Regions from separate parts of the Homo sapiens genome. Here region 1 is linked to region 2. A link is an interaction called in ENCODE POLR2A ChIA-PET data of the cell type or tissue named here. Cell type or tissue: MCF 10A. All regions are shown on one strand. Links, peaks and the distances in the headings refer to the core of each region. The heading gives the core; the rest is flanking DNA. Region 1 overlaps UBE2B (ubiquitin conjugating enzyme E2 B). Region 2 has its middle 32 kb from the start of LINC02999.

Region 1 (5,374 bases), core at 277-5,276, 74 kb before region 2:
ACTGTACCCAGCTGAAATTATAGGTCTTAAGGCAATTGAGAACTTTATTTCAGAAGCTTAAGTTCCTTAGCAGCAGGAAACCCCATAGTATTTATCAAATCATTTCTAAAAGTATTTAGACCCAAAATTATATGACATGTTAATCTCTGAAGTAATTTGTTGTTTTGTATAACTTTTCTGTAATATATTCCATATCTGACCCCTGTTGGTATAAAGAACAACTATGCAAATCTGTTTTTTCTTTTCTTTCCTCCTAGTCTCTGCTGGATGAACCGAATCCTAACAGTCCAGCCAATAGCCAGGCAGCACAGCTTTATCAGGAAAACAAACGAGAATATGAGAAAAGAGTTTCGGCCATTGTTGAACAAAGCTGGAATGATTCATAATAGACAACTGGTCTGTTAATCTTTTTCATCATTGTTGTGTATAATTTACCTCTCATTAGAAAGGCTAACAAATTTTAAGTGCCACAGGTTTTAAGGATTCTGCAGAAAAAAAAGAAAAAAGTCCTTCAGTTTAGAACCTACAAAAGCTTGTGTATCTTGATTAATGTACTTTTTATTGCATGGTGTGAACTAAGTTATTGCTGCATAAATTTGTAATATATCCTGTTTGTATTTTTTTCCAAGTGTATAATGTTGGTGTGGAGTTTTCATGACAGAATATACACATTTTGTAAATCTGTACTTTTTTCAAATATTGAATGCCTTATTTTTGAATTCTTTAGATTTTTAAATTGGAGAAAAGCACTTAAAGTTTTTTATATATGAATATTACATGTAAAGCTGTTAAAATACATAACTTCAGTGCAAGAGACTTTGTCACTTATTTCCTTATGTGTGTAGGAGGGGTTAATAAGTCTCTAGCTCTCCATCTATTGATAGTTTCATTTACAATTTCAAAAGAACATTCTTATATTTTATCAAGGAAGTCTTCAAATTTGATTCTAAATAGCGATTATAATCTCCAACTTTATTTTGAATGTACCTCTATTAGTTTCAATTGAGTAATTCTAGACATAACTGGTTTGACTCTGTCCAACTCTGTATTTAGGCCATTTGTTACAGTTTCTTCATGCATTACTTACTGTTAAAACTGTACCTTTTGCGATTTCACAGTTGGCACTTCTGCCATGAGCAGAGAACTGATGCGACTTGTTTTGCTGCTTGGTAGCACTTTAAAAAATTTTTTGATTAATGAAGAAAGTAAAACCATAAACATTTGCCAAAAATTCATGCCCCAGTATTAGCAATGAATTAGTTGCATTGGTTTGAGAAAGGCACATATTGGAGGGAAATCTTGGTGTAACTTAAATATTTGAAAATTACCTTTAATGCAATGCATATCTGTTTATTCTGGGAAATGTTTTAATGCCAGGGCCTGCTGAGTTGCTTCTTCTTGTGGAGATTTTTTTTTTAATCTCCTGAGTTGTATAAAAGTTGTACTGCATCTTAGTTTACTGGATAAATTTAAAACACAGTATTGTAGAAAGCTAATACAAAACTATCCTATGCCTTCAAATAGTATAGAAAATGGAAAATATACAAGTAAATTCTGTTGAACCACCTGTGTAGTCTCTCTAGTAGTTAAAACAGCTATTTTAGTAACCCCAAGAGTTTCTTCTCATATCCATAAAATTGGATTACAGTATGGCAATATCTACAGCTTCTATTCATTATGCAACGTTTAACATTGATTGGATAAATGCTTATAGGCTGGGCCAGGTGGCTCCCACCTGTAGTCCCAGCACTTTGGGAGGCAAAGGCGGGAGGATCACTTGAGGCCAGGACTTTGAGACCAGCCAGGGCAACATAATAAGACTTTTCTCTACTTTAAATTTTTTAAAAAATTAGTTGGGCATAGTGGCACTTGCCTGTAGTCTCAGCTACTTAGGAGGCTGAGGTGGCAGAATAGCTTATGCCTAGGAGGTTGAGGCTGCAGTGAGCTGTGATTATGCCATTGCACTCCAGCCTGGGTGACAGAGCAATACCCTGTCTTTAAAAATAAAAGCTATTACTTGGCAAATTCTGAGGTAAGTGTATGATCTTAGGGAACTTTGATACAAATGGGAATTCACTCACTGGAATCGTGGCTCCCAAAAAGATGCTTTAATTGTGTGGTGCTTTTATAGTTTAGCTCCAAAACAAACTATAGACATTCACTCCAGTAACTCCTAGATTAAATATACAGTAGCTATGAGGGTCTGCCCTCTTATTTCATTAAATGCTATTTGGTTACTATTTCAACATCCATTTTTATCCTTGACCTGTTTTTGCCTTTCCCAGTTTAAAACAGGAAAATTTCAAGTATTGGTAGATAATTATAAAGAAGTTACATGTTACTTTACAGGGAGGTCAGTGAGTTCTAACTCCAAAATTCAACATATGCATAAAACTCATAGCATCCACATTCCTTTTCGAGAAAATCCTTAAGAAGGTTCAATCTATACATAACTCCTCACTTTTTTCTGCAGCCTTGGAACAGATTCCTATTTCTTTGGTTAAGTACCAGATATAAACCTTCGATTTACAAGGTTGAGTCATACAAAAAGTGTTTACTTTAAACTCTAGGTCAGTTTCATAAATGTATGGTAGGGCAAGAAGCTAGAACTAAAATGTTTATGTTGGTACAAAGTTATATTGATGGATTCATGTTAAAAAGTTTAAATGCATGTGTGATACAATTCCCTGTAACAATACCCCAGCACAGAATAATCTGTGAAAGGCACTATTCTAAGCACTTTTAACATATATTATTTCATTTCAAATTCACAAATACGGTGGCTCATGCCTGTAATCCCAGCACTTTGGCAGGCTGAGGTGGGCGGATCACCTGAGTTCAGGAGTTCAAGACCAGCCTGGCCAACATGGTGAAACCCCCCGTCTCTACTAATAATACAAAAATTAGCCAGGCGTGGTGGCAGGTGCCTGTAATCCCAGCTACTCGGGAGGCTGAGGCAGGCGAACCACTTGAACCTGGGAGGCAGAGGTTGCAGTGAGCCGAGACCTCACCACTGCACTCCAGCCTAGGCAATAAGAGTGAGACTCTGGCTCAAAAAAAAAAAAAAAGATGATAATGAAACTAGCCACAGATAGACAGATGAAGTGACTTGCTCAAGATCAACCAGCCAGTAAGTCATAGAACTGGGATTTGAACCCTATGTGGTCTTACCCAGAAATGTGCTATCTTTTAAGAGGTTGAGATTGGTTTTAGAAATTCTGCAGAACTTCAACATCCAAATTTGTGGAAATACTTTTAACTGATTTAGTTTTATACAGACTTGTGTCTACTCCAATGAAAAGGTTTCCTTTTTTTTCCGAGACAAGGTCTTGCTCTGTTTCCCAGGCTGGAGTCCAGTGGCTCCAGGCGGCTCACTGCAGTCTCAACCTCCCAGGCTTAAGCGGTCCTACCACCTCAACCTCCTGAGTAGCTGAGACTACAGATGCATGCCACCATGCCTGGCTAATTTTTTTACTTTTGTAGAGACAATGTCTCACTATGTTGGCCAGGCTGGTCTCAAAGTCCTGAGCTCAACTGATCATCCTGCCTCGGCCTCCCAAAGCACTGGGATTACAGGCATGAGCCACTGCACTCAGCTGAAAGGGTTTTCTTGACTACCATTTTCCACTGACTTTAGGAACATTTTCTGGTTTCTATATAAAGGACTGACTTATCAATAAGCCACATTTTTCCCCTTCCTGGAAATATCCTTGAGTCTGTAGGATTTCTCTCCTCCACCCACCCCCCACACCAAGTTTCATTAATATGAATAACTTTCCATGTTTCTTGTGTTCACAGAATGGCCTGGGAATTTTTAGTTGAGCCAAAAAGATGAATGAGCTGTGCCCATTACAAACCTTGTTGGTTATCTGACTGCTCCACAGCTCTAAATTCACACTCATGTAGGTGGAAGATAGCGGAGAAGTAAGTTATTAAAGGTGTGGTATTATTAACAGTTTGTTTAATGCTCATTAAACAAAGTTAACTGCCTACTTAGTTTATTCATTTAGTATTCTTTAAGAGATAACCCTGAGGATCATATTACACTTCAGAGTTATGTCTAAGGTGTTTCATATTTCAATTCTCCCAGGTTTTAAGAGGTAGGGATCAAATTTTGGAGTCTTGATGGTGTTTATGACAGTTCTTTTCCATTGCATTCAACAATGTAGAGTCCAAGTGGAATCTGAGTTATGTGAGAATCATGTATTTAAACAGAAAAGTGAATAGTTGGAAAGCTGTTCGCGGTAAATGAAATTATCCATAGGACAGAGGCCTTATGCCAAGATGGTAGCTCTATTACTTTAGTTCCCATCTAGTTAGGGGGGAATGAACTGTTACCAGATGGGGGAAAGATTAGTTATCATCAGTCATTCTAGCATATGACAGCAAAGATATTAGAAACTAAATTTTATTGTTGAAAGGACTTTTTCTTTATCGTTTCAACAAAGAAGACACAATTAAATGTGTGCCATTCTTCCTTCAGTGAATTCTCCTCACCATCACTACAGCTTTTTTTAAAAACAATTTTGTCAGAAATATCTTGAGCTTTCAGGGCTTCTTGTGTTCACAGGATGGCCTAGGAATTTTTAGTTGAGCCAAAAAGATGAATGAGCTGTGCACATTACAAACCCTGTTGGTTATCTGACTGCTCCACAGCTCAACATTAGTTCCTTGATGGCTGAAATCAAGAACTTTGGAAGAACTTGGGCTCCAGAGTTCTCTTTGGCATATGTAAGATTCAGACTTGTGTGAGAAACTTGCATATGAAATCTTTTGGGAAGTAAATGCTAAAGCTTGGCCACATGTTGCTTTTGTTCATCAGTGACTTGTGGATTAATATATTTGAGAAGACTCTAATATATAATAGAGTGGGCTCTGCCTAGAGAAAGCAAAGCCAATTAGAGAAAGTCTTCATATAATAGTAACAGTCTTGGTTACAAGTATGATCCTTCTGTAGTCTTTTAGGGGAGGTTGGCTCCTCTGAAGTCTTACTTGGAAGACAGATTCATAAAGTGCCACTGGGCTGGGAACTCCTGTAAAGGGAATCAAAGCCTGTCTCTGAAAAGATCCCCTGGGGTTCCATCAACCTGAACAATTTAGTCATTCTTCTGGAATGCAAGAGTTGTTCTCTACTGTGTCTTTAAGACTGCCAAAATGCAAACATAAAAGCACTTGAGGCAGATCCCCTTAAGAGCAAAGGGGGCTGGGTGCGGTGGCTCATGCCTGTAATCCTAGCACTTTGGGAGGCCGAGGCGGGTGGATCACCAGAGGTCAGGAGTTGGAGACCAGCCTGGGCAACATGGCGAAACCCCATCCCTAGTAAAATAAAAAATTAGCCAGGCGTGGTGGCGGGCGCCTGTAATCCCAGCTACTC
Region 2 (5,374 bases), core at 308-5,307:
ACAGGGCCCAGCAGAAAGAGGTCAAAAGGGAAGGAAGTGGGAGAGTCTCCTTCATTTATTTATTTTATTTTTAGAGACAGGGTCTCACTCTGTCGCCCAGGCTGGAGTGCAGTGGTGCACTCTCAGCTCACTGCAGCTTCAAACTCTTGGTCTCAAGCAACCCTCCTGCCTCAGCATCCTGAGTAGCTGGGAGTACTGGTGCATGCCACTATGCTCGACTACCTTTTTTTTTTTTTTTTTTTTTTGAGAAGGAGTCTCGCTCTGTTGCCCGGGCTGGCATGGCACAATCTCGGCTCACTGCAATCTCCGCCTCCTGGGTTCAAGCAATTCTCCTGCCTCAGCCTCCGGAGCAGCTGGGATTACAGGTGTGCATCACCACACCCTGCTAATTGTATTTTTAGTAGAGATGGGGTTTCACCATGTTGGCCAAGCTGGTTTCAAACTCCTGACCTCAAGTTATCTGCCTGCCTTGGCCTCCCAAAGTGCTGGGATTACAGGAGTGAGCCACCATGTCCAGCCTTGGCTAATTTTTAAATTTTTTGCAGAGACAGGGTCTTGCTTTGTTGCCCAGGATGGTTTCAAACTCCTGGCTTCCAGCAACGCTCTCACCTTGGCCTCCCAAAGTGGAAAGTTTCCATCTAAGCAGTTGTCAGATAAGCCACTCACTTGTATACTGCCTGCCTCATAGAAGAGAGGAGTTTGGCGTTTGAAAGGTTATCTCATCCTCCCCTCTTTTTGAATTGTTTCTTTCATAGGTGCTCCCCCACCCCAAACGACAGACAGCTCACTACCTTGCAGAGCAGCCCTAGGGTGCAGGTTGCCCTTTGCTCCTTGACCCCTCCTGGGGCTCAGACTGGCTTTCTGTAGCATTGTCCTGGCACTGACCTATGGGCAGGGGCCAGCCAGTGGCAGTGGCAGCGACGAGGGCCTGCTGTTGCTCACTTGTCAAGTCCGCAGGTTTCAGGGGCTAACTTGTGAGCAAGCCAGGGGCTTTCTGGATGGAGACTCATCCCTCCAGAGGGCAGGGCTGGGTGTTGGTGTGGGCAGTATTCTGGAGGAGGGTCAGGGGGCCATCCTTGTGCCCAAGAGTTTCCCTCAGAGTGGAGGTCAAGGGGAGCTTAGAGCTGGGAACTTTGCCATCACCTAAAACCAGACTGGACTTGCCTCCAAATGACATACTTGCATTGAGTTAGCTCCCAGGCCAGGAGATGTCCAGGTTCTTGGTTTTGCCCAGTAAGGTACCACCAGGAGACCCACTGGCCCCTCTCAAAGCGGGACATAGGGGCTGGGAAGGGGCAGGAGGGGTCTGGGCGCTTGGAAGCTGCAGCCCCCACCACTCAGTAGCCGTGTGACCTTGTGCAAGTCACTTGGCCTCTCAGAGCCTGTTTCCTTGTCTGTAAGTGGAGGTCATATGGCACCTGCTTCTGAGGCTTGTTGGGGATAACAAACAAGTGACCTGTGAAGTGCCTAGCACAGAGCGAGCGCTCAGAAAGTGCCAGCCTTTGTTATTATATACAGCAAGCGGGGAAACCCGTGGGAAATCCGGGCGCCTCTGGGAAGCTGGGTGTGGTGGGTCGTCCTTCCCGGAGCGGGGGGCGGGGCGTCCCAGGCTCCGCCTCTGCCCATCGCCCCTCCTCCTCGTCCTGCTCCGAGGGGGCCGCGGAGCTTCCTTGCGGCCGGCGGGAGCTGAGTCACGGCGGCCCTGCAAGCGGTTGGCCTTATCTCCGGACTTCGCTGCTCCCGAAAGCCCTCAGCCCGCCTGCCAGGCTACACCTAACTTGCGCCAAGTTCCTCCAGCAGTTCTGGAAATACTCCCAGGGGCCCATCGGCTTGGGGTCCCAGGGAAGGAGGGAGGTCTCCTTCCTGGCTGGCTGGAGCAGTTCCAGAAAGCCCGAGCTTGTGGGCCCCTGGCGGCACGGTGCCTATCTTTCCACCGTTAGCTAAATTTTCCTTGGGGGTAAGGATTGTTTCTCCAGATCTGTCTCAAAATGCACATTCCCCAGGGGTGGAGTGCCACCCGACGCTTTGAAGAGGAAACCAGAAGACTGGAGAACTGGGGCGGATAGATCTTAGGAGCCAAGATGGGGAGAGGGGCTGATGGGGCCGCAGGGATTTGGCAGCCGCCTAAGCTCCCTCAGGCCCCGCCTGCACCTTTCCCAGCCCCCAGGACTCTAGGGGAAGTGGTGGGTGGGGGAGGGGGAAACAGAGCTGACAGATTCTGTAAACAGAGCCGGTTTGGGCCTCGGCCAAGGACGGGGTGTCCTGGCCCAGCCTGGGTGTGAGGCCCATCCGCGGCTCTCCAGGACACCCCGCCCTGCCCGGCTGCCCCGGGGGTGCCCGGCCCAGAGCCAGCTGTAGCCAGGATGTGTCTGACTTGGGATGTGGCCAATTCCCTAGTGGGGAATGTGCCTGGGATTGGGGCGAGGGGTGGGGGTAGCAAAGGAGGGAGCTTCTAAGAACTGTCATTGATCATTCATTCACCCAGTGCCCGGCTCAGCGAAGAGGGCAGCCTCTGGTCCCCGCCTGTGGGAGGTGCCGGTGCTGGATTGTCGCCCCACCCCCGTCTCCATCTCCAATCCTGTCTCTTGCTCTTCTGCTGCCTGAGGCAGAGTCCCCGCGGGGTAGGGAAGCTGAGAGTGGGGCCTCAGGTTCCGAGAGCTCTTCATTGGCCAGGCCTGTCCCCTTGGCTTGTTGCCAAATGTGGTGTTCCATGGCCTCACGATGGCAATTCAGAGATGCAGGAATGCCCTCAAAAAGGGGATGAGGGAGGACAGGCATCCAGGGATACTCAAGGACACTGTTAGAAGCAGGAGCTGTGGTTAGGAGGTGGGGAGAGGACACGGGTGGCCCCGGGACACTGGCACCCCAGCAGGTGGAGGCAGCTGTGGGCTATGCCTTTTAAGATATGGAGAGGAGTTCCTTTGGGAGGAGAGGAGATGGGTTGGCTGAGACTCGTAGGCTGGGGCCAGAGTGCCAGCTACAGATTCTGGACTTTATTGTAGGGGTGAGCATTTCCCAAAATGTGCTCCTGAGTGATCGTGGGTGGGGTGAACAAAAAAGGGTCCTGGGGGCAAATGTATTTGGCAAACACTCTTCAAGAAAGCCTGCAATCCCAGCATTTTGGGAGGCCGAGGCGGGAGGATTACTTGAGCCCAAGAGTTTGAGACCAGCCTGGGCAACATGGTGAAACCCAATCTCTACAAAAATTTTAAAAATTAGCTGGGTGTGGCCGCGCACATCTGTGGTCCCAGTTACTCAGGAGCCTGGGGTGGGAGGCTCACTTAAGCCTGGGCCCAGGTTGAGGCTGCAGTGAGCTATGATTGTGCTACTGCACTTCAGCTCACAGAGTGAAACCATGTCTCAAAAAAAAAAAAAGGAAAAAAAAGAAAAAGCTAAACACCATATACTCCAGGCTTTATCAAAACTTTTATTTCATATGCTAATTAATGAGCATCTTAAAAGAGGGAATAGGGTATTCAGAAGGCTTCCTCACACCTTAACCCTAGCCTCATGGGACTTGTGCTCTTCTGAAAACATTGGAACCCAAGGATTGATAAGTACTTCTTACTTGCTGGCTCTAGCTCAGGTGGAATGAGTGGATACATGTAGACACCAAAGAAAACATGGCTCTTCCCAGAAACCCAGGTTCAATCATCATTTCCTCAAAAGGAGGCCAGCCTGGACACACCTGGATCAAGGGCAGTGGTATAAGAAAATGTTAAATGAATCAAGTCTGGCAGACTTCTCAAGGTTCTGGGTCCCAGACCCCAGGCAATCTCAGGCTCCCTAAATCAGATCCTCAACTCAGCCTCAGTGAGTCCGGGATTCCTGGCCATGGTTGGGGAATCCCATGGTCTCTGCAGAGAACATACTGATCAGAGGTTGTGGCAGGGGCTGCAGCTTGAGGCTGAATTCAGTGTAGTTCCTACACTAGGCCAAATCCTCGGCTGAGCCTTATATGGCCTCATATCTGACTACAAAAAGCATAAGAACAAAGCTGGCCCCCAAACATGGGCTTTCTCATTACCAACTTGGCAAGGCAGTAGCACCCAAGCTGAGCTGCTCAGCGACCCTTCTGACAAAATGCCTCCAGCGCCAGCAAGTCCTGCACCTCAGCTGGGAGGCAGAGGATGACCAGAAGAGCAGCAGAGGAAAGACTGTAGACATGGTACCTTCTTGGACTTGTTCCAAAAATTGTGGCCGGGCACGGTGCCTCATGCCTATAATCCCAGCTACTCGGGAGGCTGAGGCAGGAGAATCACTTGAACCTGGGAGGTGGAGGTTTCAATGAGCCAAGATTGCACTGTTGCAGTCCAATCTGCAGAGTGAGACTCCATCTCAAAAAACAAAAACAAACAAACAAAAAACAGTCACCTGCAGCATCCCCTGGGGCTCCCAGAAATTCTTGGGATATCATGTACGGGGCTGCAGGGTCCCTGCTTGAGCAAGTGGGAATAAGAGTCAGGGACTTTATAGGCATAGGCCGGAACCATGCCTGGGTCCCCTTGTCCTCACAGTCTGGGAAAGCAGTGTGTACATGCCTGCATCCTCTGCATGCTTGCGAGTTACATATAGAAGCTGTAAAATATGGCAAGGTGATGCCCTCTCGTATGCAGTGTAAAAGCAGGCTGAGATGGGAGAGGTCAGTGGGAGCTGGCATCTCCAGGGAAGAGCTCCAAGACGAGGTGGGATGTGGTAAGCCCTTGCAAGTGACTAAGTTTTAGTGGTATAGACAAGAAGATTGACCTGGCCAGTCTGGACAGCATCCAGAGAGAAGCCTGGAGAGGCCCATGGGGTTAGCTTTACCAGCTTCTTTGAGGCACTGAATCTCAGGCTAAGGAATGCAATGGTGTCTTATGGGGGCTTGCAGGATAAGGACCTCCCTTCCATCAAGTCTCACTTCTGCCTCCGTGGCCAGCTGAGCCTCCTGAGTCTTCTTGTATCTTCCTTTTCTCCTTACTCCAGTGTACTCCTCAGCCTGCTACTCTCCGGTTCCCCTACATCATGCTGAAATGGCTGTGGCTGGCATCACCAGAAACCTCCTGGCTTTCAGATCCATAGATTTTTTTTTTATTATACTTTAAGTTTTAGGGTACATGTGCACAATGTGCAGGTTAGTTACATATGTACACATGTGCCATGCTGGTGCACTGCACCCACTAACTCGTCATCTAGCATTAGGTATATCTCTCAATGCTATCCCTCCCCTGTCTCCCCACCCCACAACAGTCCCCAGAGGGTGATGTTCCCCTTCCTGTGTCCATGTGTTCTCATTGTTCAATTCCCACCTATGAGTGAGAATATGCGGTGTTTGGTTTTTTGTTCTTGCGATAGTTTACTGAGAATGATGATTTCCAATTTCATCCATGTCCCT

Evidence for each region. ChIA-PET counts read pairs that join two places held together with the same protein. Peaks named below come from ENCODE experiments on the same cell type or tissue, not always from the same donor. Only the 100,000 strongest peaks of a DNase experiment are listed, where the experiment ranks them.
Region 1: POLR2A ChIA-PET joins it to region 2 with 10 read pairs; 10 of 35 experiments call an interaction of 5 or more read pairs at or near these places.

The regions. Positions count from the first base shown.
Region 1 is chr5:134,389,968-134,395,341 of GRCh38, forward strand. UBE2B (ubiquitin conjugating enzyme E2 B) reads left to right here. Exons shown (of 6, transcript NM_003337.4): 6 at 258-2,141. The coding sequence ends at 386. Among named protein-coding and RNA genes, the nearest start is that of CDKN2AIPNL, 19 kb to the right of the region's middle. In MCF 10A, for the core only: no CTCF peak of the experiment used is centred there; no DNase peak of the experiment used is centred there.
Region 2 is chr5:134,464,294-134,469,667 of GRCh38, forward strand. No RefSeq gene overlaps it. Among named protein-coding and RNA genes, the nearest start is that of LINC02999, 32 kb to the left of the region's middle. In MCF 10A, for the core only: no CTCF peak of the experiment used is centred there; DNase peaks (open chromatin) are centred at 1,178, 1,658 and 2,368.